Linked DNA regions of Homo sapiens: region 2 is linked to region 1. Evidence: chromatin loops called from intact Hi-C (ENCODE). Cell type or tissue: IMR-90. All regions are shown on one strand. Each heading gives the region's core, and the rest is flanking DNA. Links, peaks and the distances in the headings are about the cores only.

Region 1 (11,643 bases), core at 2,467-10,466:
TGCTCAGTTTCTCCTTCTACAAATACTATGTATTTAAATTATACTAGAAAATGATTTCTTAGAAATAAATTATAGAAAAAGTAATCTAATGGGAATTAAAGAGAAAGTCAAATGCAGAAGATATGGGCTTTTCTTCAAAAATTAAATTATAGAAGAAATGTATAACGCAAATAATTTTCAGAAAGCTAATGAGTAAAGAAAAGATAAGAGAATCTGAATGTGAGCTCATAGGAACTAGCCAGCTTCCAGGATATTAACTTTGTCATGAATGTTATGGTATAAATGATGTTTAAATGCATTCCTTTGATAGAGATACTCATAAAAAATATTTCTGAAATAATTGGGGGGAGCACCCTATTTTCAAAAACATCATTAATAACAATATTAATTTTTATAGAATTTGATATTTTTATAATTTTGAAATTTACTTTTTTATATTTCTAAAGCTTTTCTCTTAAGTCCAGTCATGAATCATTACCATCATTTAGGAGTAAAATAAACAATTTACTTTTATTGCAATCAATGGAATAAAACTTCTGATGGATATCCAGATGTAATCCAATAAAAGTGATATAATTAATACTCTTATTATCTATTTACATATATTAGAAGGAAAAGGAGTGGACAAAAGATTGGGAGTGCCTAGAAGAGGCCATTGCTAAATTAAATGATAGCTATAAACAAAGAGGAAAATAAAAACTATCTTCTTATGTTTTAGGTTAAAGGGACACTCCTGCCAAAGAGCCACATAGAGAAGTTTCATATGATTTTAGCAGAAAATATTTCTAGCTTTATTTATTTTTACAAAAAATGAGTAATGGGAAGTTTGCTCATAATTATAAGGGTAATTTCTTATGCCACCAATGTCCCCATATCTTAGTCTAGGATACTAAACAATCATCTTTGGAAAAGCAAAATCACAATATTCATAATCTTGCCTTGAAGTCATATTTTTCCCTGAAATAGAGAATATTATAGATTAAGCATCATAAAACCTAAGAAGTCTTATGATTTTTTTATACCCAAAGAAAAATTGTTATTCCTATTAGCTACCATGTGCCTTTAAATTAATTTGTATGATTAAATTAAATGATGGGTTTTATGGTTATATAATCAAGGTAACTTTTATTTTTATCCTGTAGATCACTTTATAAAGCACTCACATAGGGCTACAGACTTTCGGTGTGTAATCAGCTCACTGAATCCTGAGAACAGGCTTGTGAGGTACATAGTACTATTGCCATTTTACAGCTAATGATACTGATCAAGATTATATAGCTAAATAGCTGCATGAATTGCTATATTATTCCATATTTTCTTTCAAAAAATGTAAACACAAGGCCAACTCTTACATCTTAAGAATAGACAAAATTTATAAGTATAATAAAATTATATATAAGCAGTCATCAATTGCCACCTTAAGAATGTACATTTCTGAATTACCAAAACATATGCACCTAGGGCAATTTTTTAACATAAAGAATATAAACCAAGGAAAATTTTCTGAGAAACGTTAATGTATAATATCAATAATGTAATTTCTAACCAATTGGATAAAATTTTAACATAATGTTATATATTAGATGATATAAATAACTTCATATTTCAGATTCAATAATAATTATGCTTAGGGTACTTTAAAGGTACATTTTCAAAATTCCCCAACAACTTAATTCTGAGTAGGAACATGTTATAGACCAAATTATGCAATCCAAAATTTACATGTTAAAACCTGAGCCCCCAGTGTGAGTGTATTTGGAGATAGAACCTTTAAGGAAATAATTAAGTTAAGTAAGGTCATAAAGATAGGGGCCCTAATGTGATAGTACTAACATCCTCATAAGAAGAAAAAGAAACATCAGAGATCCCTTCTGCTCACTGAACATGTACAGAGTAAAGGCCATATGGGGACAAAATGAGAAATCAGACATCTACAAGCTGCAAAGAGAGATCTTAAAGAAACCAACACTGCCAGCACTTTGATCTTGGACTACTAGCCTCTAGAACTGTGAGAGGTAAATGTTAGTTATTTAAGAACCCTACTCTGTGGTGTCTTGTTATAACAGCCAAGGAAACTGATACAGAAGATATGAATTATATTTATTACTTTAACTCGTATGTGATATGCCACTTAGTAATTTCAAGAAGGTTAGTCTAAATTATATTGCATTAACATAAAATCCCAAGGCTTAGTGGCCTGTAACCATGATGGTTTATTTCTTGATCACATTTCACAACCACCATGCCGTGGCTGCAAATCTGCTCTACACTATCTTCATTCCAGAATCCAGACTGCCAGAGCAAACCTTAACAAAGGCATTGCCCATCTTGTGGCAGAAGGACAAAAAGCCCTGGGGAACAATGAGCTAGTTCTTAAAACTTATAATTAAAAAGTACACATTTTATTTCTGTATGCATATTATTGGCCAAAGCAAACTACAAAACCACTCTTTACATTAAAGGGACAGCAAAGTATAATCCTTCTACTGGAAAAAGGAGCAAATATATAACCTGCCAGAGTAATATATAACCTGCCAGAGTAGAGTAAGTCATACAGACTTTCTTGCCTAGGAAATTGATAATGCTAGTTTAAATCAAATAAACTCTTTGATGCTCATACAGAAAAGGCCTCATGGGGACCCGTTTGAATAAGATGTTTGAATAAGCTACGATAACTCCACAAGATTATGAATCTATAAAAAGAATAAGGAGTATGTCTCCGAACTGATAGGATGTCATTTCAGATATACGTTAAAAAACCAAGAAAGCAAAGTACAACAGTGTATCTATAGTATGAGATCCTTAATGTATGAAAAAAAAATGTAAAAAAAAATGTTAATGCATCTACTTATTTCTGAAAAATAAATACAGGAAATTTAAACCAGATACTAATGGAATTTATTATCTAAATATTTAAGGGGGGATAGGTTGGAAAGAACTGAGAAAATAGGAATGGGATGGTAGGGACAGGGAGAAGGTGAAGCTTCTGTGAGTATATCTTTTTGTATCACTCTGACTTTTAGAACCGTGGAAATGTTTCACATACTCCAAACATAAATAAATAATTTAAATCAAATAGGATGTGAGGGGAACTTAAAATGGAATACAAACACCAATATACACATTTAACTGTATTATAAATAAATAACAAGAAAAATTAAGTAACTGGGAATAAATACTAACCTAACAACATTGGAACACAACATTTCAACTTTATACTGTAAGATTACATGCAAAAAGAAGTGCACACAAATGCTGTTCTAGTAAGTAGTTTTCCCCCATAGGGATATGGATTAACAATTCGGAAACCATGTGTGTAATAGAATCAAACAAATAAATACATTTTGGGTAACAAGAGGTAAATTTCTCACAGTGGGAGAAAGGAGTTACAAATATTCAAAGGGAAAAGGCTAGAATAAACCCCGTAGCATTAAATCAGAATCCAATATATCAGCAAGAACTAATGCATATATATATATATGTATATATATAAATATTGATTATATATAAATCAATATATAATATATAAATATATATAAATCATATATAAATATATAAATATATATAATATAATATATAAATATATATAAAAATATATATAAATAAATATAATATATAAATATATATAATATATATATCTATATATATCATATATAGATATATAGATCTATATATATCATATATATTGATATATATATAAATCAATATATAAATGTTGATTCTTCCTATTCATGAGCATGAAATGTTTTTCCATTTGTTTGTATCCTCTCTTATTTCCTTGAGTGTGTGTGTATATATATATATATATATATACACATAGAGAGAGAGAGAGACAGAGAGAAAAATAGACACATGTAAAAGTGTGCGTATGCATAAATATATTCCTTAGTTCTGTCCACTGAGAGGACCTACAAGCAATAAGCACACCCAGCATGAAGATTTTTGAATTCCAAATTTCATTTACCAATGAAAGAAACTAGAGATTCCTGAAGAAATGGCTGATTCTAGGGTTGGAGTGGAGAAAATACAAGATGAGCCTATAATAATATCTTGCGGTTCCAGAAAGCAAGGAAGTGCACAGAAAAGATAGAGGCATGTTGGAATGACACAGGGGACATGCAACAGGAGCTCACAATGGTCAGAGATGGAACAATTTGAGCAAGAGTATAAATAATTATGATATTTTATTGTATTCTCTAGAATAATATAAAGGAGTTCATTCTGATAGAAATAATTAACTAATTAAATAAATAAATGTGGGAAAAGGGGCAGCACTTCCTGAGAGTAGGATTCCAATTAGTAAACACAGAAGGAATGATGGAAATAGCAAATCTTCATTGTGCCAATAACACAGTAATAATTATTACACACGAGTCATTAAATGGTGCTAAATTAGTGAGAAAAATTGTAATGAAAACTGGGGTCTTGGTATGGTTTTCCCATACATGGTATTTACTAGTTACAAGATGGAAATTACAACCTTATAGTGGAGAAACCTGGCAGAGACCACATGAAAACAAGAGATCAAAGTCAATATCGCCAGTAATAAGCCCTGTCCATATCATGTACTCCTGATATGAATAACCTAAAAGAGCAAAACATTTTTTTCTGTGGTATTCTTGGCAAAGTTACACAACCTTAATCTAACATGGAGCAAGCATTTCTTCACTCACTTACTCTGTCACAGTCCTTGATGAATATTACACCATATTCTCTTTTTAATCTGCTAATATCCCCTACCCCACTTTTTCTCAGTTGATGATCTTTTTTTCTAATTCACTAGGAAAATAAAAGCAATCTGAAGGAAACTCTCTCAACATTACATCTTGGTACCCTCTAGTATCTAGACCCATAGTCTCCTCTCTTCTGTTAGTAGAGTTGAAGTCATTATGGTCCTACTTAACAGCAAATGTTTGACTTACACTCTAAAGTTTACTCCTCCTCCACCTACTCTAGAATATCATTAGAACTTCCTCATTTTATTCTTGTATTATCAAGCTTTTTCTCTTTATTGGATTGTTCCTGCTAGTTTACCTGTTTTAAAGTCATTCTGACACAACTCCTCTTCATTTGACATAATCATGGTCTCATTTCTCTGCTCTTTATAGTTAAATCCCTTGAAAGAGTTGTCAATATTTTTTCTCTCCATTTCCTCTCTTCTTATTGTCTTTTAAATCCACTGTAATCTTGATTTTGCCCCTACCACTCCACCAAACTTCTTCTTCTCAAGTTAGCAATGACTTCCACATTGCCAAATCCAATAGTCAACTAATAGCTATCATAATAGTGACTTGCCAGCTGTCACGTTGATCTCACTTCCTCCTTAAGAACCTTTTTTGGTGTTGCTTTTTTCTAATGGCTTCTGGAACCACAGAAGTTTTGTTTCTTCCTCTTATGTCACTGAGGACAAACTTTGAAGTGCCCCAGGAATCAGTCCTTGGACCTCTTATTTTTTCTATTTATGTCACTTCATTGGTGATCTTATTCAGTTGCATGCTTTTAGATATCTTCTATATCCAAATGATTTCCAAATAAACATCGCTATCCTGGACCTCCTCCTTGAATTTCAGTTGAGTATATCTCTCACTACCAACTCAACATTTTGTAGATTAAATAAATATCTGAAAGCTATCATATCCATGATCTCACCTCTTCAAATATAATCTATCTGTTGTCTTCTCGCTCCCAGTTAATGATGGCTTCATCTTTCCAGTAAAACAGGTTAAACATCTTGGAATAAGCTTTGGTTCCTCTTTTTCTCCCATTCTGTGTAGCAAACAGGAGAGTATGGCCCTCTTGTGGGCGTTTAAGGATTATTCCAACATGGCCACAGGCATTGCACTCAGCAAGGCATATAAAAGTAAAGAATTTATTATATGCACAGGTCCTAAAGACAGGAGGCATGGCAAGCCATGCAATGGGGTCATATGGGAGGAGTTCCTAGGGAGTAGGTTCAACCAAGCAGATGGGGAGCGGAGAGAGAGTGATGATCCATGGGCAAGTGCTTTTACTGAAGGGTCAGAGTGAAGTACACCAGCAAAAGGCATGAGAAAATTTTACTGGTACATTGAAATGTCACTTGATTATAGTCAGGGAAAGGCAAGAAGGGGAACTTGTGGCAGGAACCTGCCTTATCACACTGGTGCATCAGGTCACCTGGGTGGGGTGCTCACAGCTTGTTTGTGGAGATTGATATGGTGTGGCTCTGTGTCCCCACCCAAATCTCACCTTGAATTGTAATAACCCCCATGTGTCAAGGGTGGGACCAGGTGGAGATAATGGAATCATGGGGATGGTTTTCCCCCTACACTGTTCTCGTGATAGTGAGTGAGTTCTCACGAGATCTAATGGTTTTATAAGTGTCTGACATTTCCCCTGCTGGCTCTCATTGTCTTGCTTGCCACCATGTAAGAAGTGATTTTGCTCCTCACTCACCTTCCACCATGATTGTGAGGCCTCCCCAGCCATGTGGAACTGTGAGTCAATTAAACTTCTTGCCTTTATAAATTACCCAGTCTCAGGCATGTCTTTATTAGCAGTGTCAGAGCAGACTAAAACAGGGATGTTGAGGCACCTGTAATATACGAAGTTTAAAAGTGTATAATATACACACTAAATCCAATCTGGTAGTAAGCCATATTTAATTTTATATTTCTCTCTATCTACATTGTTTCATCTTAATACAAACAGTCTGGTCGCAGTTGTTTGGACCAGGCTTCCAACAGTCTCCTGATTTTCTTCATTCTCCCTTTTCACACCTATCATCTATACACAGCAGAGAGAATATGCCTTTTAAATCACAAATTAGACCTTATCCCCTTTATTTGAACTTTCTAATATTTTGCATTTCATTCCGAAAACAAGTCAAAATCCTCAAGTAGCACAAAACATGTTTGAAATTTAAATTTAAATAAAATTATTATCTCTTTGACTTCATTTACTACTAGCCTCCTGTGTGCTTTCTCTGTTCTATTTACAGTTCCTTGAGTGACAGGGCACAGATATTCACACTGACTATGCATTATGTTTGGAAAGCATTTCCCCATGTGTCCTCACAACTCACTTCCTCACCTTCCTGAAGAATTTCTCAGAGATATGACTGTCTTATTTAACTTTGCAACCCTTCTAACACAGCTCTCTTTGCTCCTTAGCCTGCTTTAATAATATATACTTTATTATTTGTTATCTTTTTTTAAAATCTCTCCTCTAACTCTAATATAATGTAAGATTCAGAAGAAAGGATGTTTGTTTCGGTATTTCCTGTTGAATCTGTACCAAACAATGGTACTTAGGTGTTCAATAAATGTTTATTTAATCAATGAATGAATGAAAAAGTCTCAAATTTATCATCAGTAAAATAGATGATTTCTGCCTTAGCCTTCTTTCCAGATAAAACAAATATTCTTTTGTAGATACGAAGCATTGTACGATTGGAGTGATAGTAGCATATTCCTAAATAACTATTAATATAATCCTCTGAAGTAATTTATTGTTTCTTCATTAAACCAAAAATAGATCATGGATGAGGATGATAATGTGCAGATTAAAATGAATAACATTTTTCAAAGATTTTCCAAATACTGTTTCCTTTCAAATACTGAAAACAATATTTTCAATATGCTTACATAGGATAAAAATGTCAAGAGAGAAATATGGCCAATAGGAATGCCTTGAATAGTTCCTGTTTAACCAATGTATCAGTTTCTTGCAGCTGCCATAACAAATAATCATAAACTTAGTGGTTTAAAACAACAGAAAGATTTTTTTTTTTCAAAGTTCTGGAGGTCAGAAATTTAAAATCAAGGTGTCAGCAAAGTTGTGATTCCTCTGAAGGCTCTAGGGGAGACCCCACTTTTTCCATCTCCTTGTGGCTATAGACATTCCTTGGCCTCCTCAGCTCTATCACTGTAATCTCTGCCTTTTTAACACACTTTTTTCTTCTCTATGTCTGTGTGTTCTCTTTTGTATTAAAAGGATACTTGTCATTGGATTTAGGGCACACCAGGCTAATCCAAAACAATCTCATCTCAAGATTCTTAATTATGTCTGCAAAGACCCTTTTGTCTAATAAGGTAATATTTTCAAGTTCTAGTGGTCAGGATATGGACATAACATTTTGAGGGCCATGATTAAACTCACAGTAAAACCAGTCATAATAAAATTATGAATTATTTTTTCAAAATTATTTTATTATTTTGCCCTTTCTCCTTCTCCTTGCACCTGCTTTTACGCATACATCAAGACCAAACAGCTGGTCTCACTATATTCTTACCTTCAAAATTACTCTAGGATAGATGAATATCCTAAGCCATGTAGTTTTCGTGTTAGGAAGAAAAGCAAAGGCTTTTAAGCCTTGAAATAAAGATCTACATTCTCCCACCTTGTTGAAATGCACTTTAGCATTGCTTGTAATAGCTTCAATTATTGTCTTCAAGTCTTTAAAGATGTCTCAAAGTATAGCCAATGCACTTAGACTAAAAACTTGTCTAAATGTATAAAAAAGCTAGTTGCAGACTGCAGGCAAACCTCAATTTAGTATGTGAAGATGAGCATTTGGCCAAAAGGTTGCAGCAATGGCTGTACTGAAGAAGATAGAAGAGTAGCCACTGAGCAGTACGGTTTTAATGAACTGACCGGAGTATAGAAAGATAATTAGAGTCATAATTAGAGAACAGTAATTCGTACCTGAAATTATATGTGAATACCCTACAGTAAAATCCTAGAGTTATTGGCTGGATCAATGTAATACTTTAAATGTAACCTAATGTTCACTGTTTCTGTAAGACAAGGAACAAAAACACCTTATCTTCCCTTAAAGGCAGAACTGACTATAAGAAATGCCCTGTGCTAAAGCACATCTTTTAAAACAAAGAATTTTAGCTCCTAGATATCAGCAATGGAGCTAACTGTGGAAATTGACCTGTTCCCTTCACTGTGCAAAATATATTATTTCCTTCTGAAAGTATCTCAAGTGCTCAAGTGCTTTAAGCTTTAAAGTTAGCCAGTTTTAAAATATCCATTTCCATAGAGTGAACTCATTTATCAAGTATTATAAATGGTATCATGAATTAGAGAAATCCTGGTTGTTCACAATGAAACCCCTTAAGCCTGACATAAAGTATACCCTGACAACAAAACATTTCTAGGAATTGAGAGAAGGATCCAAAAGAAGGTATTGATAGTGTCGGACAGCAATATTGACTACTAACAATTAATGAATAGAGACAATTACATTTGTCTCTTGATAAAAATACTCAAATAGATTTTGGGTTTAACTTGTTCTTTATATCTGGGTGATTTGGGGTTTCTTCTTGTATTAATCAGCTTGGACTGCTATAAGAAAATAGCATAGACTGAGTGACTTCAACATCAGGCATTTATTTTTCACATTTCTGGAGTGTGGGAAGTCCAAGTCCAAGGTGCCAGCATATTCAGGGCTGATAAGAGGCCCTCTTGCTGCCTTGCAGACAGCCTTCTCACTGCATCGGCACATGGCGAAGGGAAAGAAAGCTCGGTTTCCTCTTCCTCTTCTTACAAGGATGCTAATTCCATCATGGTATCTCTACCTTCACGATCTCATCGAAGCCTAATTACCTACCAAAAGCCCCATCTCCAAACACCATCATATTAGGATAGGGCTTCAACATATGAATTTTGGGGGACACAAATATTCAGTTCATATCACTTCTCTTTTATTTTCTAATCCATTTCTCTAATCCATTCTGCCAAATACATGAATCATTCATTAAGCCAACATTTACTAAATGTCTACTGTGTGCCTACCACATGCCAGGCACAAAGATAAGTAAGATATAACTCATCTTCTCTCACAAGGCTTCTTCATTAAATCCATATAGCTACTACTAATTTAACACTTCACTCTGAGTTAATTATTTTATGATGATTAACTCATTTAATGTTCACAACAACCTATGGGTATAGATATTATCCCAATTTTCTCAAAGAGAAAATTCAGGTTTATGGAAGTGGAATAACACATCCAAGATCACAAAGTTAGAGAGTTTAAAACTGGCTTTGAGCCCATGCTACCTGACTTCAAATCCATGCCTCTCATTGACTATGCTGTAACACTCTTTTAACCCTCATTGGCTCTTCTCTACACTCCCTATCTTCATCTCTACTTCTTGATGTGTAGCTTCTCCACAAAATTTCACGTTTTTAAAAAATTCTTGAGCAGATAGTGAACATTCAATAATGAGCTTGCCTCCTCTCTGCAATCAACAATGATCTTGCCTCCTCTCTAAAATTTTCTATTTGCTTTAACTATCCAATTCTCCTTCCATGGCTCAAGAGAATCTTCAGTTTCTGTTAGTGAAAAAAGTAATTGCTAAGAAGGAAGCTGGTTAGGATTTTTTTCAGAGAGGCAGGAAGAGTAAAGGAGGGAATAATAGTATTTCAGTCAAAAGGGAGCTGAATTGGTAAAGGTAGGGATGAGAAACATGATTCAAAGATTGAGGCAGGATCTAATAAAGATGTGTGGTTTGGACTTTTAAGGGACAATTTTGAGGATATTCCACTGGGTATTAAGCCGATCTGGCTTATAAAGCTCAAGCCAGATTTGGTTTTGTTAAAATAACTATGACATTCTGTTTGTACTAGTCTTCGGAGTTTACCTCACAGCAGACACAAAATGTTACCAGAGCCAAGGAAAAAGCCAAAGATGAAATTATACATCTCAGGTATTGCTCATGGAGAGCCAGAGTCGGCAGAGTAGCTTATTTGATAGGGCACTGATACAATTTCTGAAGCATCAACATGATACATGTGCCTGATGTTATATTTCTCTGAACAACTCTTTGTAAGGTAATAAACATATTGATGGCTTAGCTTGTGCAAATGTTTTCTCCAGGCAAAAAGAATCAGGGAGGCGAACAATTCTCTCCTTTATGTCATATTAGCACATATTTTGGCATGAAAAGAGAGTGGCAAAGAGCGTGTTAATAAAGTGAAAAGTTGGTTAAAGATACAAACTTTAGAGTCAGAAATCTGGGTTCGAATTCAGCCTCCCCTGTTTCTAGCTGAGTGATTTCAAGCACATTGCTTGACTTCAGAAAGGCTTGCTTTACACCAATCCTAAAATGAGCATAACAATATCTCCTGTTGGAATAAATGAAATAATTTATGTAAAGCATCAAAAAAAGTCCTTAACTCACAGAAGGCACTCAATCAATAGTTGCTTTTTTTTTGTTTATGTAATGCCATAATGGTTTATGCTAATCCTTTCTTTAAAGTTATAAATAAAAGGAAGAGAACAGAAGAAAAGACCTCACTTTAGAATCCCAAACCTTTACTCAGAGTTTTCCACTGAAGACTAGGTGTATTTCCCTGAGAATCTGAGTAGCCAGATGAGACCAGGGAATGGACTGACCTCAAAAACACCATGTCAGGGCAGGTTCAACTCCGAGATGCATCAGGCCAGTGCAGGCCCCCTCAAGGCAGGCACTTGCCTCAGGGACATTCATGAGGCCTCTGGTATTTTTAATGTCACCACACTGAGCTAGACACACACACACACGACACTCCATGGGGAAAAAGTAAAACTTTACTTTTTGACAAGAGAAGAACGATGTTAAATCTTTTCTATTTCCCCATAAATTAAGACACAGTCCTTTGGCCCTCAGT
Region 2 (11,643 bases), core at 1,464-9,463, 520 kb after region 1:
CCTTGTGAATACAGCTGATCCTTTATTATTTCAGTATCTTACAGCCCACTGTTATAAATATTACCATTTTCTATCAAGCCTAGTCAACGTCAGCAAAGTATTGTTTAGATTATTATTTAAAATGGAAACGTACTTTAAAAATGCTTTGTGCTATGCATTATTCTCAGAATAAAAGGAAGGGGATCAGTGACAATTTTCTGATGAATTAATTACTGAAGTTTAAATGAATAGTTTTGTTTTGTCTAATTGTAAGCCTAAAATTCATGATTCACGATATAAAATTTGAAACCACGAAATTGTAAAAATAAAGACATAGATGTTCACATCTTCTCATTTCATTGGTCCACCCCTAAGCAAAAACATCTTGCTATGCTCCCTAGTAAATATCATAATGCTTTAATACTTAACTAATGTGTCATAACAACAGTTATATTTATATTTACATTAAAGGGAGTGGAAAGCAATATTCCCATTTGTAAAGCAAAATATGCATTCTGATACTAAAAGAATATATAGATTATGCAGAGTATAATTTTACTTTTTAAAAAGTACTACACATTGATCTATATCTCTGTTTTGGTACCAGTACCATGCTGTTTTGGTTACTGTAGCCTTGTAGTATAGTTTGAAGTCAGGTAGTGTGATGCCTCCAGCTTTGTTCTTTTGGCTTAGGATTGACTTGGCAATGCGGGCTCCTTTTTGGTTCCATATGAACTTTAAAGTAGTTTTTTCCAATTCTGTGAAGAAAGTCATTGGTAGCTTGATGGGGATGGCATTGAATCTGTAAATTACCTTGGGCAGTATGGCCATTTTCACGATATTGATTCTTCCTACCCATGAGCATGGAATGTTCTTCCATTTGTTTGTATCCTCTTTTATTTCCTTGAGCAGTGGTTTGTAGTTCTCCTTGAAGAGGTCCTTCACATCCCTTGTAAGTTGGATTCCTAGGTATTTTATTCTCTTGGAAGCAATTGTGAATGGGAGTTCACTCATGATTTGGCTCTCTGTTTGTCTGTTGTTGGTGTATAAGAATGCTTGTGATTTTTGTACATTGATTTTGTATCCTGAGACTTTGCTGAAGTTGCTTATCAGCTTAAGGAGATTTTGGGCTGAGACAATGGGGTTTTCTAGATATACACTCAGAAATAACGCCACATACCTACAACTATCTGATCTTTGACAAACCTGAGAAAAACAAGCAATGGGGAAAGGATTCCCTATTTAATAAATGGTGCTGGGAAAACTGGCTAGCCATATGTAGGAAGCTGAAACTGGATCCCTTCCTTACACCTTATACAAAAATCAATTCAAGATGGATTAAAGATTTAAACGTTAGACCTAAAACCATAAAAACCCTAGAAGAAAACCTAGGCATTACCATTCAGGACATAGGCATGGGCAAGGACTTCATGTCCAAAACACCAAAAGCAATGGCAACAAAAGCCAAAATTGACAAATGGGATCTAATTAAACTAAAGAGCTTCTGCACAGCAAAAGAAACTACCATCAGAGTGAACAGGCAACCTACAAAATGGGAGAAAATTTTCGCAACCTACTCATCTGACAAAGGGCTAATATCCAGAATCTACAATGAACTCAAACAAATTTACAAGAAAAAACAAACAACCCCATCAAAAAGTGGGCGAAGGACATGAACAGACACTTCTCAAAAGAAGACATTTATGCAGCCAAAACACACATGAAAAAATGCTCATCATCACTGGCCATCAGAGAAATGCAAATCAAAACCACTATAAGATACCATCTCACACCAGTTAGAATGGCAATCATTAAAAAGTCAGGAAACAACAGGTGCTGGAGAGGATGTGGAGAAATAGGAACACTTTTACACTGTTGATGGGACTGTAAACTAGTTCAACCATTGTGGAAGTCAGTGTGGCGATTCCTCAGGGATCTAGAACTAGAAATACCATTTGACCCAGCCATCCCATTAGTGGGTATATACCCAAAAGACCATAAATCATGCTGCTATAAAGACGCATGCACACGTATGTTTATTGCGGCATTATTCACAATAGCAAAGACTTGGAACCAACCCAAATGTCCAACAATGATAGACTGGATTAAGAAAATGTGGCACATATACACCATGGAATACTATGCAGCCATAAAAAATGATGAGTTCATGTCCTTTGTAGGGACATGGATGAAATTGGAAATCATCATTCTCAGTAAACTATCGCAAGATCAAAAAACCAAACACCGCATATTCTCACTCATAGGTGGGAATTGAACAATGAGATCACATGGACACAGGAAGGGGAATATCACACTCTGGGGACTGTGGTGGGGTGGGGGGAGGGGGGAGGGATAGCATTGGGAGATATACCTAATGCTAGATGACGAGTTAGTGGGTGCAGGGCACCAGCATGGCACATGTATACATATGTAACTAACCTGCACAATGTGCACATGTACCCTAAAACTTAAAGTATAAAAAAAAAAAAAAGTACTACACAGGTAAAGTCTTTGTTAATATTAATTTGGGTCTTCCTTTCCAATTAGCTTATCCATAGGTACGGATCATCAGTAGGAAACAGGCTCAAAAAAGGTTAGAAAACTTTCCCCATGATTAAAAATATTTTTCTTTTATGTTTAGACATATAAACTCAAGATTTATATTGGTTAGGTACAATTATTTGGGGACAAAGGACTATAATATATGAGTTACCATCATTCTCTTCCCTCCAACAAATATGCTTAAATATGTATAAAATTTTGGCTATGCAGTTTTGGAGTTTGTGCTAAACTTGACAGTCAATTAAAGGATAATTTTTATTATTATGTTAAAATGTTTTGATTAATGTGTAGTTAAGCAGGTGTTAAACTAGATTTTGGCCATTATACAAGACATAAGCATGGTACTTAATTATATGTTAGTTGAAATCTAGTCTGTCCTATAATTGAATTGATTATATTTACAGAATTATGAGAATATATTTTCAAACTTACTTTAAATGGTTTCTATTGCTTTAGTACATATTGATATAGTCACATCGAAACAAAGAACAATCCTGTATTTTCAAGTGGATGATGGTCATTAACGTGTTCTTTAAAGACATTTTGTAACCTGAACTTTCTACCCAAGAAACAAGACTTTCTCTGGTAAAGGGTTTTATCTTGCTAAGTTTATATTAATAAATTTGTCATTTTCAGTGAAAATTAAGATTTATAGCAGCAGTGGTAATATTTAGATACTGATAAATATTTTTTAAATCTATTTCAGAGAAAAAATTGTATATATGATAATTAATTCCCTACTCCACATAATTCTAAACATTTCTATTCTTTGGTATTCCTCATTTGTCTACTCCAAGACTATTTTATCCCCTAAAGCATTCTAAAAACATGAACATTTGGAAACAACCATAAACTATATCATAAGAAAAACAAACTAAGAGACAGATAAAATATCTAGTTTGTTCTTTACTTTGAGGAGAGTAGTCTAGATTCATAACTGGAATAATTGGCCATCTGCACATTACATGTAATATAAGCTAAGTAAACTGCTTCAGAGGCATTCCCCTGAGAAGCTTTCCATCTCTTACTTGAAGGGTATAAACATTGGAATGATTTGCAAAATTTCTAGCCTTGAAAAAAGACTAGTTTACATTTTTAACAGATAGCAAATAAACTATGAATGTGTTTTGTTCTTGTTGTTGTTATAAAAGTATGCAACCATTAATTCTTCATACCAGATCATAAGCACACATTATTTTATGAGACTGATTAAATGAACAGACAGAAGCTCAGTACTTTATTTCCAGATCTACTTATTTTTTAGATAATAAAAATGGAAAATAATTAACCCCTGCTTCCCTGATATAGATGTTGCTAGAATAAATGAGCTAGCATATATGAAGTACTTCTCAGATCTTTGCAGTTTCCTGTTTTTGACGTGGAAATATTGACACAAGAAAAGAAGACTGGCCTGGGGTTCGGAGACCAGTATCTGGCCTTTGCTTCACCTCTAATTAGGAAGTGACTCTGGGATAGTTTTCCACATCTTCTGAGTTCTTAAACGCATCATATATACAGCATTTTCTTGACATTAATTTAATAGAAATCTTTCCATTTTCATGTTGAAAGAGGCTCTTTGTAGTTACATGCATACATCTAAATTTGAGGTGAATGTCTTACTATTATTACAGAAATGCCCCTCATGTTTGAAATGGATAGTGTAAAAGATTTCAATATATTCCCTTCCTGGTTTCTTACAATATTATTAAAATTAATTTTTGCTCTTAGTCACATGTAGAACTGTGACCTGATTACCACTCGTTTCTTGCTGTAGTGATGGTATATAGTGAGAGAAGATACACTTGGAAGAAAAAATATTGGTATTCTAAAACACTTGCCATGGGAAAAATTCCCTTGGTTAATGAGACACAGATTCATCATTTCATCATTGAAAAGTGTCTCTACAGAGAACTCCAGTCAGAAATATTCTATTAATTCTTCCTCTGAATTTATATATATGAGAATTTTCTTACATAAAAGTTCTATAATGTGGTGAATGTAATTTGGTAAGTTGTTTTGGATGTACATTTCTTCGAAGTACTTTATGAAATGGAACCCAAATTCACATCCAAAAGAGAAAAAAAAAGGCTAGGGATAAAAGTCTAAGGTAATGCTTTGCCTACTTTCTTATAAGGTAATATTTTTCAGTGTATCAAAAGGTTATTTTACTTAGTAATGAGTTTTCTTTGAAGTCACAGCGAAGGCCATAGTGGCACAGTTAGAGACATGGCTGTGCTTAGTATAGCGCTAATGGTCCTGTTAATAAGCTAGGGTGTTCTTAAGGGATAGGAATGGTATCTTTGTTAGTTCCCGTGTGCAGGACTTCAAATAGCCCTATGCACAGTCATCTTTTAAAAGCATTTCCATGATAATGGAGCTTGAACAAAAGTCTAGATTATTCACATTGCTCAAAATGTTCTTTTTCAGCTCCTTCATTTAATCTTCTTCACAACCCAATGATGTTATATTACGCCAGTGCTACATTTAAAGAATGTTTTGTGTCATTCTTAGTCAACACTGTGAATGTTTCTTAGATGAGGTAGGAAATGAGTGGGATGTTACTGGAAAAGAAAAAGAGTCCAAGAAGTTATTCCAGAGCAAGAACAGGTTCCTGTCTGGCAGCTCTATTTGATTGTATATTTGTGGCTTGGGATGGAAACAGGGAGCAAACCAGAAGAGCTGGGAGACGACTGGAAAATGCAAACATACAGCTTCATGACTGCAACTATTTAATGAATGAAAGAGATAAAGTAGCCGGAAAATCCCAGGTCTTGGACCAGGAAATGTGAAATGAACCAGCAAAGATGCTTCAGCAGGCCTGAAGAGACTGGGAACACCAGATGAAAGAGAACAGGTACCTGTAAAGAGCAGTGATACAGTCAGAGGAAACAATAAAAGTAAGTTGCTGATGAATAGCTATCAGAACACATTCCCATGAATGCTGAGTGGTCAGCATGTCAAAGTCCGGCTCCATTGAGCAAGATTTTTGTCTCTTCATGGGAAAATAAGAAGTGCTTTTAAAGTAGTGGCTAGAGCCCTAAAAAACAATTAATAGAACTCTTCTCATTAGCTACATCTGGCATAGAATGAGCCTGGCTTTGACAGGGTTTTTCCATATATGTTTCGAACTCTACAGAAAATGACTGTAGGGGAGCTGATTCCAGGCAAAAGAATCAACATGATTAAATGAGCTGTGGGAGGAAAATAAGGCTGTGAAAAGGGAATGGCAAGGAGCCAAGGTTAACCGGAGATGACTACATATGGTGTTGATTAAGACTAAAATTATAGAGTCTTTATTATGGTGGGTTTTATATATTAAATTAAGAAAACTGAGTAAGTACTGGGAGATTTTTATGGAGTTTTAAGAAGATAATTAGTACCATCAAAGGGGATTTTAGAAGTTTTGATTTGAGAATGATATGCAGAAGGAAGAGAACTGGAAAAATTCTGTTTCACAATGTATTGTATTCACAAGGAAAACAGTAAAAATAGATCCCATTTGTACCAGGTGCAGAGCTTGATACTTGGCATATATTGTCTCATTCCATTTTTACACTTTATATATGAGGGTCCAACTTTTCAAACTAGTTATTGTTATCTTCTTGTGATAGAAATAACTCTAAAGCTCAGAAATAATGTAATGCTAAGAGTCATATGGCTGGTAAGCTATGCAGGTGAGATCAGAGTCTACTTCTTTTAGCTTTCAAAATTAAAATTCTGATGTCATTACTGTTAAAAGCTATTTTTTTTTCTCAACAAGAAGTAATAGCTGCATGAATTAGGATGTCTCGACACAGAAAGGTAAAGATCCATGTGAAAAGTCTGGGAAAGGAGAATGGTCACAACTTGGCAACCCACTGAACAGAGTAGTGGCAATGAGGTAATTAAGAGAGAAGGCAATTAAGGTTTCAGTCCTGGATGAGTATAAGAATAAAAGTCCTATTAATCACACGGATTCAGTAGGAAGACTTGCCTGAAGGGAAAGAAGAGTCAGAATATTTTAAATAATTATATTTAGTATTTGGCTTCATCAGACAAGTATTACTATAAAGCCTATAAATAAAGTAAAATATCCTGACCTGTTCACACAGAACACTTCTGCATACAAAGAACTTTTGACTTTCACTGCTTGGTCATAGTCCACACGTTACTGTGAATCCCATTGGCTGTTTTTGGAACGCTTTGCAAATGCCTGCACGCCGACATTCCTTAAACTGGAGTTTCCCAGGCCATAAAGTGAGAATAAAAGCTGCCTAATACTTAGCTCATAGCAAAGCTTGAGGATGAATGAGAATGCTTATAAAGTGCCTTTAGCTCCACAGAAGAATAGGTACAATATAAATGAGTCACATTACGCCAGTGACAAATACTATCCATAAACTGTCCAATAGAACTAAACAAACAAACAAACAAACAAACAAAAAATCTCTATTGCTCCTTCTGATACTGCATATTGTCCTGCTACTGCTTTTTTAATTCTTTTGAGGTTCCCATGAGGAAAGAAAATTGACATTTCTGCAGTATGCCCAACTCGTGAAGTGTACAGAGATACACAAATCAAACAGATCATAGGACAGGCTTTGCTCACTTTCTCACAGTATGTTTGCCGTGAAATGAAACAAAAGAAGTGACACATTTGCAAGGTTGCTTCGAAGAAAATATTAATCATATGAAAGCAAGATGGCTATTTTTAGAAAGTGTGCTGTTAAAGTTGAATCCATTTTTCAGTACAAAAGACATCAACTATTTTCTGAAGGCATTCAGGACTTATTTGAACTTTTCAAAGATTTCAAAATTATCTCAAGTTTCAATAAAAATATCAATGAGATGCTAGATTTAAAAGATTCAGCATTATACCTATATCACCTATATACTGATCTAAGGCTGATATTAAAATTAAGTGGTTATCCATAAGCAACAGGAAATTATAAAACATTAACTAATGTCAAACTAATGACATAGCATTATATAAAGACTCAATAGTCTAAATCTGCATTATAGTTATCAATAAACAATGTCCAGACTTTTTAGATATAGTGTGAGAATAAACATTTATAGATAGACTTCTGTGCTACTCTCAGATATTTAGCAATTTATTGAGGCAGGAAAAACTGAGAGAAGAAATAATAACGTGTAGAGACACAAAGTTAGACTTATTCAGTGAATCTGCCTCTGGATAACAGAGATGTAAGTAAGATGTAAATATGAAGATAACATCAGCCCATCCTACTGATTTTAGCTGGAAGACAAACTAGAGTTATATAATTTAGTTAATAATATGAAAGAAAATGCCAACAAAAAGATGAAATATTCCCTTTAATAATAAGATTGGAATCCCAAAGTTGTGTACTGAATACTTACAATTAGGGTATATTTCAAAATAATGCCATAGAGAATCTTTAAATCTTCATTGCTTTCAAGTTTCCAAATTAACACACATATATAGGTTAACAATCATGTATATATGTATATGTATGTATACACATATGCGTATATAACTTAAAGAAGAACTTTATAATTTTTATAAAATATGCAGGTTAATTACTATAAAATGGTAGAATTTAGAATGGTAGTTCTCAATGCATAATTTAACGGCCAAAGAATATAAAATCAGAATATTAAAGATGAAAGGATCCACAGAATAATAATCACTGTTTCTCTTTGGAGGATGGCAGGGAATTTTATTAATTTTTAATTATCTAAGTAAAATACATAAAGCTGTTCTTATTATAAAAACAAGAACATTGAAGTTAAGCTAAAGACCATTTTGGCCATGCCCCACATTTTGTTTCCCTGTACTACCAAGAGGCACTCTCACCAATATAGTGTCTCCTAAATTTCATATTATTTTAATGCATAGAAAAATTTAAAATAATTGTATAATGTTATTATTATACTTTCTTTTACTTAAATATTTTCATACATATTACCCTGTGACATTTCTTTTTCACTCTGTAAGGAAGGCTTAAAGACCTCTTTATTTAAGTTTGCAGATGTTATTCTTTTATTATTCTTTGTGGATGTTGCATAGTATTCCATAATTCTAATAGTATTCTAATATACTTAGACGAATCTAAATTTTGCTATTGTAATAAAAACCTCCATGAATTTTGTTGCATGTACATCAACTTGCATATGTGCGAAGGTTTCCATAAGGCTGCTATGGAAAAATGGATTTGGGGTCAGAAAATATGCAAATTTTAAATTTTTATATATGCCAATGAATTGTACTCAAAAGTGGCTGCACCTGATTTTTCCTCTCGTTAGCACTATAGGATAGGACACATATTCCTATCCTCCAGAAACCTTCTAAGCAAAGGAAACTACATATGTAAAGGCCTTGAATTAAGAAACAGTATAGTGTACCAGAGGAAACAAAAGAGGTCATATGACTGGAGTGGTGCAAAAGAAAGTCAAAGAATTCATATACAGCATTTATAGCATGAAACATATCTTGTCTTTAAGAGCAAGGTAATCAGTTAGGTTTTCCTGCTCTCCCCAGGGCGTATCTGAAAAATTGAGAAATTAAAAAAATACAGAAATGCATAAAGAAGGAATATGTATATATATGTGTGTGTGTGTGTGTGTGTGTGTGTGTGTGTGTACATATATATATTACTATAGTCCAGAATTAACAGAATTTATGTTAACATTTTAATATATACTTTTATTCTAAAACAACACAATACAGATAAAGTTAGAGTCTTGTTTACTCCCTGCAGAACTACTGCCCTCCCTCCATCCCTCTCCAGAAAAAACCAATATCATTCATTTGGTTTCTTAAGCCCTTTTACTTCATACTCTGTATTTTAATATGTAACCACAAGCAATCAAAACTGTTAGGTTCTAAAACATGCTGAGTAAGGAACAAGCCAGATAAAAATAGATATACATAGTGTGCTATCATTTATATAATCTTAAAAATCAACAAGAGCAAACACTACAAGTTTTACACAGATGGCATGATCAGATTTAGGGTTTTGAAAGCTTGTTTATGATATATCAGAGAATGGATTGGAAGCTTTAAAAGAGGATGCAATGAGATGAGTTAGGAGGCAGCTATAGTTGTCCCAGTGAGAATTAAAGTTGGCTTTGCTCATGGTGGAGACAAGTGAGATAGAAAAAAATGGAAAGAATTGAGACTTAGGAGCCAGAATGAAGAAGACAGATTGAAAAGATGCAGGAATTGAGACAGAAGCAGGAGTCTAGTAAACTTCTAGATTGAGAGTGCCAGGAAAATTCTCCACACACTCCACATGCTTAGGTCACCCTGGGCTGAACTTCTCAACCTCATCCTCCAACTAGCCACTCAGATTTCTCACCTAAGCTGAAAAAATGTCCTGTCTGCTGGACAACAAACAGGAGTAGGTGATTCGGTGACTATTTTGTTATAAAGTGGAATGAAGTCTGAAATCTTTGAGAAATATATTACAGTCAGTAAACAATTCCTTCATTTCAGCATTATGTACCAAAGGAGTTTCGTTTTCTTCAAAAAAACTTATTGAGTACTTCCCATTTTCTAGCTATCTGTTAAAGGTACAGTAGTGAACACTACTGTACAGAAGTCAAGGTACAGAAGTCAAGCTGTATGCCATCAAGTACTCAGGTAGTTTTTTTATAAATATAAGATACAAAAACAAGTTTGAACATTTGGGGGTTGCTAGAAATGATCAATATCTAAATCTGGGGAATGATGACACAGCTGTAAAGATGAAACAGTGATCTTTATGATTTAGATTAGTGCCATTTATGTTCTTAATTGAGTACATGGTTTCAAAAAAAGGTGAAGATTACATTAAAAAAGAAATGTTCTGTATTAACACAGATGAACAGTTAATATGCAAAAGAAACAGGCATTATATGTCAACGTTTCTACAACTTCCAATCCACAAGAATTTAAATAATATGTTACAAGGGTATGATTCCAGCAGCATGAAGAACCTTAAGCAACATTTGGGTATGGATGAAAGTAAATTGAATTACTTTATTGTATTCCTACCTTAGAGGAGAAGTATAAAAATATGCAAATTTTAAAAATATGCCTATTGGAAAAGGCCAATGAAGTGTCAGTCATCTAGTCTAGAAAACAAGAAATGTAATATTTTTAAGAGAATGAAATTTACATTTGATGATGGCTATTCAGAGAGAAACAAAAACATTTCAAGTTATGAATTCCAACTAAATTATTAGCTGCCATTGTTGTAAAATCTTATTTGTGTTATCCAGAAAATTTGGCAAAATGTTGTATAATATTCTTAGCTAAATTTTTAACATATATGTGAAATATGCATCTGCCTTTGATCAGCAATTATTACTGTATATAACGTGAATCATTTAATAATTGTATAATTGTTTCAGAAAGAATGTAGAAAAATATATTCATTTAAATGTTTTGAACTTTTTTCATGTTCTATTTCCATAAGTGTAGGGATTTAAGCTGCTTAATTGCTGGAAGTACAAATGCCTTTGCAATATGCAATATGAGAAACTACCCCCCAAATCTACTAGAAATATTCTGATTCTTTCATCTATTCCTTTCTTCTGTTGTAAATTGTTAAAAACAGGCTTTCAGAGGGTTTTCAAGGTTGATTCAGTAGTTTGATTCTTTCTGAGTCCTAAGTCCTAAAAAGTAACTAAAGAACAGCATATATTCAAGAAATAACCTAACCGGTCACACTTTTTGTTGAGTCATAAGCCTTAGGCTACCAGAAGTGAAGTCTTTTGCTCTGAAGTATCTACCAGAGTTAAAATTAGTCTAGCAAAATCTTTCAAAAATGATTACCTACAGAAACTCATTACGTATGTGAACAGTCATCATGAGGTTGCTCAGGTTGCTTAGTCAGCACATTCTGTTTCCGGTCATCACAAAGTGAAGAATGGAATTGTGCATCCTACAAATACAGCACTCTCTCTGACACCATAATTATCAGCTACGAGCTGCATAGCTGCCGTTAGAAATAGGCAGCTGCTGATCAGCTAATCCTATATTTTTAAAATAGCAAACGAGATAAAGCTGTGAAGTTGAGTACAAAAATGCTGTTTGGCGGCAAAAATAATAAATACATGTTTATTATATTAGAATTTTTGGATACTGAACTTTGC

The links. Peaks named below come from ENCODE experiments on the same cell type or tissue, not always from the same donor. Only the 100,000 strongest peaks of a DNase experiment are listed, where the experiment ranks them.
Region 2: it touches region 1 in a loop (2.3-fold over the local background); 3 of 110 quality-filtered maps call a loop at or near these places.

The regions. Positions count from the first base shown.
Region 1 is chr3:175,951,307-175,962,949 of GRCh38, reverse strand. No RefSeq gene overlaps it. Among named protein-coding and RNA genes, the nearest start is that of NAALADL2-AS1, 180 kb to the right of the region's middle. In IMR-90, for the core only: a CTCF peak has its summit at 5,794 (motif pointing left); no DNase peak of the experiment used is centred there.
Region 2 is chr3:175,426,679-175,438,321 of GRCh38, reverse strand. The region is part of intron 5 of NAALADL2 (N-acetylated alpha-linked acidic dipeptidase like 2); the gene reads right to left. Among named protein-coding and RNA genes, the nearest start is that of MIR4789, 63 kb to the right of the region's middle. In IMR-90, for the core only: no CTCF peak of the experiment used is centred there; a DNase peak (open chromatin) is centred at 5,141; H3K4me3 peaks cover 1,071 bases; H3K27ac peaks cover 3,875 bases.